Linked DNA regions of Homo sapiens: region 2 is linked to region 1. Evidence: chromatin contacts called from ENCODE Hi-C or POLR2A ChIA-PET data. All regions are on one chromosome and are shown on one strand. The core of a region is the stretch at or near the end of the contact, and the rest is flanking DNA. Distances in the headings are between cores, read along the strand shown.

What was found. A loop is a pair of places that touch in the nucleus more often than their neighbours do. ChIA-PET counts read pairs that join two places held with the same protein, here RNA polymerase II (POLR2A). Pooled maps may share reads with other maps.
Region 2: a loop to region 1 is called in a pooled map, with 4 times the contacts of the local background. The contact joins the enhancer-like site here to the promoter of RCN2 in region 1. A Hi-C loop is called at or near these places in 5 of 50 pooled maps. POLR2A ChIA-PET finds 5 or more read pairs at or near these places in 4 of 52 experiments (A549, A673, HEK293T and 1 more).

What each region holds. Positions count from the first base shown.
Region 1 is chr15:76,928,757-76,934,099 of GRCh38, forward strand. RCN2 (reticulocalbin 2) reads left to right here and starts at 2,993. Exons shown (of 7, transcript NM_002902.3): 1 at 2,993-3,229; 2 at 3,605-3,710. The coding sequence starts at 3,086. RefSeq lists a silencer at 2,686-3,435.
Region 2 is chr15:76,863,065-76,868,134 of GRCh38, forward strand. All of the region lies in intron 2 of SCAPER (S-phase cyclin A associated protein in the ER), which reads right to left. Among named protein-coding and RNA genes, the nearest start is that of SCAPER, 40 kb to the right of the region's middle. Within about 2 kb of position 3,172, at least 2 of the 41 ENCODE cell types and tissues checked have a DNase peak (open chromatin) inside an H3K27ac peak, as active enhancers do.

The sequences.
Region 1 (5,343 bases), core at 1,743-4,242:
ACTCTAATATTTGTCCACTTGGGCTACCTTTAGGGCAAGAGATGCACCAGTATAACTGACCAAGGGCCATAAATGTGAATTGCCGGAAGTGGAGGATGGCTTCTATTTGAGGATGGAGCTATCATTACATTTGATCATTGGGACAGATCCATCTTTAATTTAGGGAAATCTTATTCAGTGAAAAAGTTACATTGAATTTCTTGAAAGTACTTCTAATAGGTTAAAAGATTTTGTGACTACTTACACATTCAGATACTCCTTGGAAATGAAAAGATTTTTAAGGCATTATAATACACCCACCCACCTACACATGTTCTTGTCACCTTCTAAGACTCCACCATAACCCTGGAATTCTCACATTTCCTTCTCCCCTCAAAAGACTGACAAAAGATTAAACAGCCAACAAAATCCCCCTAATTGCATGGTCATTCAGTCTAAGTTGTTCTCCCATTCACTGCCTTATAGTCTGTTCTTTTGTCTTGTGTTTTCCATCTGTGCAAAGCTGCAGTCTCATTGAGTTTGTTGGCTTTCCCACTTAAGTTGTTTATTGTACCAAATCTCATTCATTCTGGTGGAAATCAGCCTGTAACACAAGGGTCCATGCCATATATGTTAAATATTGCTTTGTTTTTTAAGCCACTGCTTATTGTAACACACATCTTACCAAATTCAAAAAGCAAGAAATCTACAAATCTTTCTTTCAATAGTTTCAAAGTTAACTTTATTACCCATAATACATACTTCTAAAAGAATGCCAGAATAGCTGAATTCATACATTTCACAAAAATTTATTGAGTTCCTCTTTTTTGTAGGTGCACTAGGAGAAATCACACAGTTCCCTACCTCAAGGCTCTCACAGCAAACAAATCTAAAAAAATGATTGAACTGTATACTTAACATTTGTGTACTTTAGGTAAATTATACCTCAATAAAAATATAAATAAAACCAATTTTGCTATATGCTATGGGCTTTTATAGGTCAAGAAAATTGATCTTTGGATTCTCATAACACATTTTTTTAAACAGGCTACTTATTTTAGATATTTATTTTTCCCCGAGTAGAATGGATTAATTACAAGTAATGACATTGGATCAGTCTTGCCTCTTTTAAGCATAGGCCTTTACTGTAATCTGCTTCCAAACAATCCCAATAAAATCGTTGATTTTAAGAGTCAAAAAGTTGCTCAGAGCCTTCTTCAGGGACTCTTAACTTTTTCTGCCACATGGATCCTTTGAAACTCTGATAAAAGCAAAGCTATAGACTTCCTCCCTGGAAATATACACATGCACCAAGATTTTGGGATAAACACACCACTGAAAACCATGCAGGGACCACTTAGGAACCCAAAGATCTCAAATTAAGATCCACTGAGATAACACAATCCTTTTCCTCCAGATGAAAGCAATAGACCCAGGGAGCGAAAACAGCCTGTTTAGGGGCTGAAGACAGAACCCAGCCTTCTGATACTGCTTACTCCACTGTCTCTTTAGATATCATTAAGTTCCCTTGGCCCCCAAAACTCCCATCTGTGGATCCCCTGAGTTTAGAAGAACTTCCACAGTACCTTGTAGCCTACCTTTTATAACTGGAGTCACGCCGGAAGCTGGTCAAAGTTTACCTTTTACTTATTGGAGAACAACAGGTACAAAGCAGAGTTTCTTATATTAAATTGGGACATTTTTCTCTTTTTTTCCTCAAAACCGAGAATGGAAGTGAAAATTAAAATCCAGCAATAAAGGGTTTTCTTTTTAGTTTAATGAAATCAACTCTAAAATTTGCTTTTATTTATATTCTGAAATTTAAAACTTTGTTCTTCGTTGATCTTTATAACATTGGAAAGATTGAACTTACACTTTGCTCTGTGAATCTTTCAATGGTTTGTGACCAAACCATAAATTTCAACCCGACCCAGGAAATTTCTGCGACTTGTGCCCACCCAGTTTTGCAGTTTGGAACAGAATTCTTGCTCCCAATCCAAATAGAGACTGAGAGAAATGAAAGAGGACCCAGAAAGCCTTTTCTTCTCTGTGAAAGGCCTGATCCTAAGTGGCGCAATCAATAAAGAAAAGGGTTCAAGGTGCAGCCTACAAATTTCTTAGAGTTTAATGTGTTCAGGTTGAGGTGGAGAAATTACATAAACCTGTGAATAGACATGGAATAGAAGCCATGTGTATATGCATTCTGTCCCTAAAGGTTTTGCTAGGTACTTACTAAGCTATTCCTTCTGTGCAATCATCTTTCGTTTTTCTACTTGTATGGATGAAAGCCTACCTTCACTGAACACTTCACCTTATGTGCCAGCTATTGTTCTAAACCCATTACATTATTTAATCTTCACGACAATTCTTTAAGGTAGTCTTATTACTATGCTCATTTTATAGATGAGCAAACAAGTTTTCAGGGGTCAAGAAATTTGAGCAAGTTCACATTAACTTGTAAATCACGAAATTGAGCATCAGATACAAGCATCTGGCTGCACTTCCTGAGTTTGTACGTCCTACTCTCATAAAATAGATACATTGAAGACTGAGAAAGAATACTGTTGGCCGATTCCTCAGGCAATAATTTTTTCGATATTGTATTGTTGTCTCAGAAACCTCCAGCCTCTCTCATTGATGGACGGTAGGAGGGGCACATGGAGTGGACCAGGAGTGGGCAGGAGTGGGGTGGGGGCGTGCTTTTAGAAGCGTTTCGGGGGAACGACAAGGCGCGGGTCGTAGAGGTCTACCCTCTCTGCAGTCCCAGCATGGCTCCTGGAGCTCTCTGGGCGGCCGCTGACCCCGACATCGCGGCGGCCCGCCCCCAGCGCCGCGCTGCCCAATCAGCGGCGCGGCCTGGTGCCCCGCCACTCCGCGCCGGCCATATAGGCCTCCTCCTGGCGCGCCTCCGCACCGCATTGGTGGACCGGCCCCCAGCCCGTCCATGGGCGTTGTGGCCGCCACCGCAGGTTCCGCCTCCCGTTCCCTCCGCCCTCAACGTACGTCGCACCGCCTCTCTGTAGCCGCCCGCGGAGCATCGCAGCCGGCCCGGGCCCCCGCCAGCCTCCCTCCTCGCGTCCCTCGGTGTCCTCCGCGGGCCGGCGCGATGCGGCTGGGCCCGAGGACCGCGGCGTTGGGGCTGCTGCTGCTGTGCGCCGCCGCGGCCGGCGCCGGCAAGGCCGAGGAGCTGCACTACCCGCTGGGCGAGCGCCGCAGCGACTACGACCGCGAGGCGCTGCTGGGCGTCCAGGTGAGGCGGCCAGGCCGGTGCTGGGAGGGCCGGGCCTCGCACCGCGGCTGCCGCGGGCTTTGTCCCGGGACAAAGGGGGGCGGCCGGGCGAGGCCTGGCAGGGGCGGCCTGACAATGGGGGCCGGGCGGCGCGGCACTCGCTCTCTGGGGGTCCTGGGGCCTGGAAAGCCTGAGGAGATAGCACGGCCCAAGAGCTGGATCCCTTCTACCCCTCAGATCATGGAGGGTGTGTAGGGGGTAGGGGCCTTGAAGTGCAGGTGCGGGTCACCCCGAAACCCTTTGGCAAGGGGGTCTTCTAGTAGCCCTGTTTTTCTCCACCATTTTGCCCCACTGATAGTAATGCTTGGCCCTCCTGTGTGTCGCTTCCCCCTAAAGGAAGATGTGGATGAATATGTTAAACTCGGCCACGAAGAGCAGCAAAAAAGACTGCAGGCGATCATAAAGAAAATCGACTTGGACTCAGATGGCTTTCTCACTGAAAGTAAGGACTGCCCTACACGACTAACAATGGAGACAAACACAAATATGTTAAGCAGCGGTGTCTGCTGAATGTATAGATTGCTAGTGTCCCAAGTTGGAAGTCCTGTGAGAAGGAGAAAAGGACATGGAGAATAGGCTTTATACTTACAAATCTTTAGACACTGAGAACCAAGTAAAACTCGGTGCTTTCTCCAGTTATATATAAACATCATTGACCCTGTACTCTATGTGGAAGTCACACCTTGAGACACCCTCTTTCTCACGTGACTTTTGTTAGTGTCAACAATATGATTTATTTTAGAGAAATATGCCCCAAAACTTTAAGGCAGTAAATGATTTATCGCTCTTTTGATATATGCTTCATTTAAATTTTAGGAATTTGCTTCTTTTTTTAAGCAAGTAGAAAAAGACCTGTTGCCTGTGAATTACGTTTATTATAACATTATACCAAAATGTTAGAGCTGGTAGGGGCCTTGGGATCATCTTGTCCACATCACTTTGTAGAGATGAAGAAATGAAGCACAGGGATAAGTGCCTTCTACAAATAAGTGGCAAAGCTGGACTAGAATCCAGGTATCCTGCTCTTAATTCAGGTTTTAATATCCTTCAGTTAAAAAAAAAAATCTGATGCTCTCAGGTAAATTCTCTAGTCAGAAATGAAATGCACAGACTATTAAAAGAATGTTCTAAATAAATTGCTGTGCAGTTGTCTCTCCCCATTGTTCAATTCAAATGATGTTCCCTGTCAGCGTTCCAAGTGGGTCCTCAGAAAAATTCAGGTTGTTATTGTGACTCTTAAGTTAGCTGTTTTTCTGTAACTCTCATTTAAATGCTGTTCACCATCAAGGAATTAAGTTGCTGGAGACAATTAAAAACTGGTAAATTTAAGATGTGCTGTCAATGACATATTCACATTGGAACCCTCTGGAAGATTAAGGGCTTTTTTCTTCCACTTAGTTAGACAATAATAACAAGACCTTTGGTCTCTGATTATCCAATCTAAGAATAAGTCAATCTTTGGTTATACTAGAGTAATCAAAGAACACAACACGTTGATTTGGAAGACTGCGTGGTACCTATCTGTCAAGACCTAGATATGTTCAAATATTTAATAGTAAGGTTTTAAGAAGTTTAAACTTAGAAAAGTTTTAGTCCAAATATTCATTATACAGATGAGAAGAAAAGCTTGAGATGGTAAACTACCCCCTGATGGCAAAGCTGAAGTGTGAACCCACATTTCTGATCCCTGTTCCATTCTGTTTTCTTCTATGCCATGGTGATCTCTTTAAATAAACTAGAAGAAAGATTCATGGTGCTTACGAAAGCCTTCATTCTACTTGAGGACCCTTAAGATAATTTTGGCAATTTGCTCTTTGAGGGCCAGGTCTGGAATCAGATGTTAAGAGGTAGCAAAACTCAGTAGGAGTTGGCTTTGAAGCCAGACAGGTTTGAATCTGGACTCTGCTATTTACTAGTTGTGAAGGCTTGGACTTTTCTGAACCTCAGTTTCCTCACCTGTATAATAGTGATGATTATAATTGCATTGTTTTGAAGATTAGAGGCAACATGTACAGAGGAACCTGATAAATGGTATACTCATGCTGTCCTCACAAATATTCGTGTTCGTCCCTCCC
Region 2 (5,070 bases), core at 1,922-4,421, 66 kb before region 1:
TCAAACTATTGCACAGAACATACGTAATTTCTTGCTTGCTCTAGCCCTGCCTGGCCTAAGAACACGGGCCTAAGATTCAGCCCCACCAACACCCTGTGCCAGCTGGGAGCCAGGTCCAGTAAAATAAAGGAAATTGCCTCCCCACTAATGAATGTCATATCAAAATAGTCTGTTTTTATAAGCCAAGTATCTATGAGAAGAAAGAGATCATAAAACACCCATGTGAACACGAGGATGCAGCCTCCTTATCTAATCCTTAAATCTGTGTGGGAAACCTGCCTCTTTGTGAAACAAGTTCACCACTGGGCCAGCCCAAAATCCCAGTCCAATTAGTAGGTGCCTCCCTGCCCTCCTATAGTTCTTGCCAGCCTGGACTTTTAGCATTCCTGGAATCCTAAAGCGCAATACATTTAACGAGGCAATTACTATGTGCAAAAGCATCAAGTAAGAGACTGAGGAGAATATAAAGAAAAATATAAATATATAAAGTATTGTGCTTGTCCTCAAAGAGCTAACAATCCAAGTAAATGAAGCAAACATGTAAGAGTAAAAAATAATATATGAATTAACAAGTATGGTAGGTAGTCTTCAAAGATGCCTCCCTTGGCCCCAGAAAACCACACCTGCTGGTGTTCATGCCCTCATGTAATCCACTCCCCGTGAATATGCCTCTGTAACTTGCTTTCTGACCAATAAAATGCGGCAGAAGGGACACTGCATAACTTCTGAGACTAGGTCATCAGAAGCTTTGCAGCCTCCACCTGAGTCTCTTAGAATGCTCCCTCTTAGGGCAGTCACTCTTAAAATCCAGCTGTCATGCCATGAGAAGCCCAAGCCACAAGTAGAGAGACCACACATGGGCAGCACTCTGGTTGACAGGCCCTAGCTGAATTCCCAGAGGACAGCATCCTCTACCCACTGTGTGAGTGAGCCATTTTGGACATTCCAGCCCAGCTGAGCCCCTAGAAAACTGCTGCCATGCCAGTACCCAAGCCAACATCACATCACAAAAATCACCCAGTCAACTCACAGAATGAGATAATAGGAACTAGATGAATGCACCCTAACACACAATATACACACCTGGATCTATTTCTATACAGATATTAAAAACCGTGAGTTTATACTGATTGATTTCAATCCTAAGCCACGGGGCTCATTTTAGCCTTTCGCTTTGCTTGTCTGAAACTTCTTTCTCCAACATAAGATCCCCAGTTTTCATTATCTACAACTTATTTACTTATCTGTTCAATTCTAATATACACATAAAGTAGTTTCAAAGTTGCTAACCCATACTCCTATGAGAAACACATTTACTAACTACATTACAGCATTTACGTATGGTTCTTATCTTTAACCTTACAATATCCAAAGTACTGTTTGCCAAAATCATGTAATTAGTTCTCATCTTCACCTGGGAGTATGTTACTATTTGCCTTCCAGTTTGGATTCTCCCCACCCACTGGTTAATTTTTACTCTTTTGGGGAATATGTGAAGAAAAAGCAATACATTATTTTCAAATGAAGGAAATTAATGAGTAGCATCACTTCAGGGAAAGAAAAAAAAGTCACTATAGTACACTCTAGAGCAAGGGTCAGCAAAGATTTTCTACAAAGGGCCAGATAATAATTTTTTTTTTTTTATTTTAGGCTTTGCAGGCCATAAGACCTCTGTAACAACTACTCAATTTTGCCATTTTATGTGAAGCAGCCATAGTCAGTATGTAAACAAACAATGTGGCTGTATGGTAAGAAGCCAACTGTGAGATAAACAGACACATATTACTTGTCATTTTGAAATAAATTCAAATTACTAAAAAGTTATAAATTCACACAAAGAATATCAAACATACCCTCACACATTTTTTTCCTGAAGCATTTGAGAACAATCTGCAGTTATACTCCTTGGCAGTAAATACTTCACTATGTATTTTATATATGTAAGGATACTATCCTATATCACTATACTATAACTAACAAAATCAGGAGATTATCACTGATACAGAATTATTATTTAAATTACAGCATTTACATTTCACCAACTATCCCATTAATCTCTTTGACAGTATAAAATAAAGTTGAGAAAAAGATATAAGCCCAATTCTCCCAGAAGCTCTGCAAACCCCAAAGAGGATAAATACGAAGAAAACCACACTTAAGCATATCACAGAAAAACTGATGATAAACTGAAACAAAGAGAAAAATCTTGAGTACAGAGGAGAGGGAAAAATCAACTCATTACCTTTAAAGCAACAGCCATAAGACTGACAGCCTTGCATTGTCCAGGAAGTGATAAAAGTAATAATTTATAATAAACTCTAATAAATTGGTAACTTATTGCCTATTTAGTGGTATAGTAGGGTCAAAATCCTGACTGAAAACGGTTCAAAACAGAATGATGAGAAAAATGGGGATACTGAGTATTAAGATACTTTGAGTTTCGTCATAAAGGAGAACAAAGAAATAAATAAACAGAATGGATTTTTAAGATGAGTGATAGTATATCATACTTTCATACTGATGGGGATGATCCAGTACAGAGACAAATTGTGTTATGGTAAGAAAGAGGGAATGACAATAGGTGCTAAATCTGTGAGTGACAGGAAACAGGTTTCGGTACAAAAATGAATCAACTCGCCAACTAATATCCAACTACCAGAAAAACAAAGACTATATTCTTCTACTCTAATTCTCTGTGATGAGAGTCTAACCCAAATTTTCCTCTCCAGAACTTGTCACTTTTTACGTCTTTAATGTAAACATCCGTACCCATATTCCTTCATTCCTCTGACCTTACCCTGAATATCCATGTGTCATCTACTTACCTGACTCATTAAGGTCTTTCACTGAAACTCATTTGTCTATGATCACTGTCCAAACCCCATTCAGTGTCCTGTAGATTTGCAAAAGTCACTTCTCTACTCATTCTCATACTTTCCAATCAATGTAACACCAGAAAACTTCGTCCTTTAGCTTAAGCACATCTCCCATTAAGTATTGGTCAGTTCTATCTAACTTACACTGGCATCTATCATTTAGCATTGTTCTAACCAAGGGTATCACTATTGCTTCCAGGCCAAATGAACAAGTATAAATAGATGGCCTACTTTTCAGCTCTACTTCAGATAATTCCCTTACACAATCACAGAACATCCTGTGAGACAGAGAGAGACACTGAGTGTGTGTGTGTGTGTGCGTGTGTGTGTGTATATCAGGTCAGAAAATTCACTATGCCATACATTACATTCTAAGTCAAGAGTCTTCACAAAATAATGAGTTTCCAAGAACTAAAATGGATAATCACAAAATAGCAATGTTGTAACACTAGACCAGAAAACTTCAAATCTAACATTCTTTACTTCCATAAACATTTCAGCTCCACTATAAATTTTACCAAGTTAGCTCTTTTGTATTTAGTACATATACACAGACACACATTCAAAGAAAAACCACTAGCTCAAGACTTTGATTTTATTCTTAATTCCAATACTTGATAAGCAAAAACATTATAACTACTCATCTTACTACAAGATCTGATTGAAAATCATTTTTCATTTTAAAGCACAGATGCTTTTTGTAATACATGCTGAATGGATTCCTTTTAGTAAAAACCCATAAATTCTAATGATTTTTAGTAGTCCAGTTCTTATAAAAATGTCAGTAGTAATGTAAATAAAATAGTTTTAAGCATTTTAATATCAGTATCAGGGTTTGAAATGCAATACATGGTTCTGAGATACTTCATAAAATAGATGTCTATTTCAAACAGTATTTTTTTTTAACCTAGGTTCTTTTCTCACAGGAGTCTTCAACAAAATATGTGTATTTTCATCCAAAGTCACAGTGTGCCACCTAGTGCTGTATGGAGATTTTACAGAGGCCTGTTCAAATACTTAATGTTTCAACTAAAAGTATAAAGATCAGCCTTCAGTGAAAGTTTTTATGTTCAAATCTTACAGTACATAATCTAAGAAAGTGTTTACAATAGTTACCAAAGAGGCTAGGTACTTCTGAGACTTGCTCCCAAAGAAACTTCTTTCTCTTAGGTTTAAAATATCTAAATAATTTCAACAACTTTCCCCATAATCTTGAAAAGGTTACAAGTACTGTTTACTAAATGTCTATGTATCTGTCTCCATAAAACTTTCTACTTTATACAAGTTCTTCAAAATCCATTCATACCACTATCTGCCCATAAAATGAAATTCTTGTATCTTTTTTCCAATGTTTTTCAGCTTTCTGAATAATTCAGAAAAGAACCTTTCTCTTAAATTCCCACTACTAACGCCCTTAATACTTTGGGTAGCATGAAGACAAGATTACTAGTCATGCAGCTTACCTGAGAAACCATGTAACTAGTACAATTTTCCTAATATTACAGAATGATAAGCTGGAATCCTGTTCAGTAATTTACGATAACTTTATCAGTTTTTACCAATATTTCACACCATCTAAAGGTAAAACCATAGATGAACTAAGGATGGCTAAACTATTATAAGGGGGAAACAACTTCTCTCTTGTATGAGCTACTCTGTTCTGGAGTCTCTGTTATAGCTCACTAGCCTATACACTAAATGATATATCAAGTCTTACCGAGTCTATCTCCTAAACACAACTGGAGAATGTAAATCCACTACCATCACCCTAGTCCAAGCTATCATCATCTCAAACCTAAATTACTAATACTGTATCAGCCTCCATGACAGAGACTACAATATGCATCAAAACCACTTGCTTTCTTTCCTGTCACAAAGCTAGACAACACCTTCCAGTCTTTCTTGCAGACAGATGGCCATGTGACTAAGTTCTGCATGCTAGAATATAGGGGAAAATGAGGTAAGCTATGTCCAGGTCTGGGTTTGCTTTTTTTTAAGTCTCCTGCATCATCAGCTATGTTCTCTCCCTCAATTCCCCACTTACTGGCCAGATGCATAGGATCTAGCAGACCTCTCTAAAGAATGATAGAGTCATAAGATAAAAAAAAAAATTTAGTCCCATCAAAATGTGAAAGGTCACATGCTGAATACCTACACTGAACTATTAAGTGAACAAGAAATAAACTACTAATCT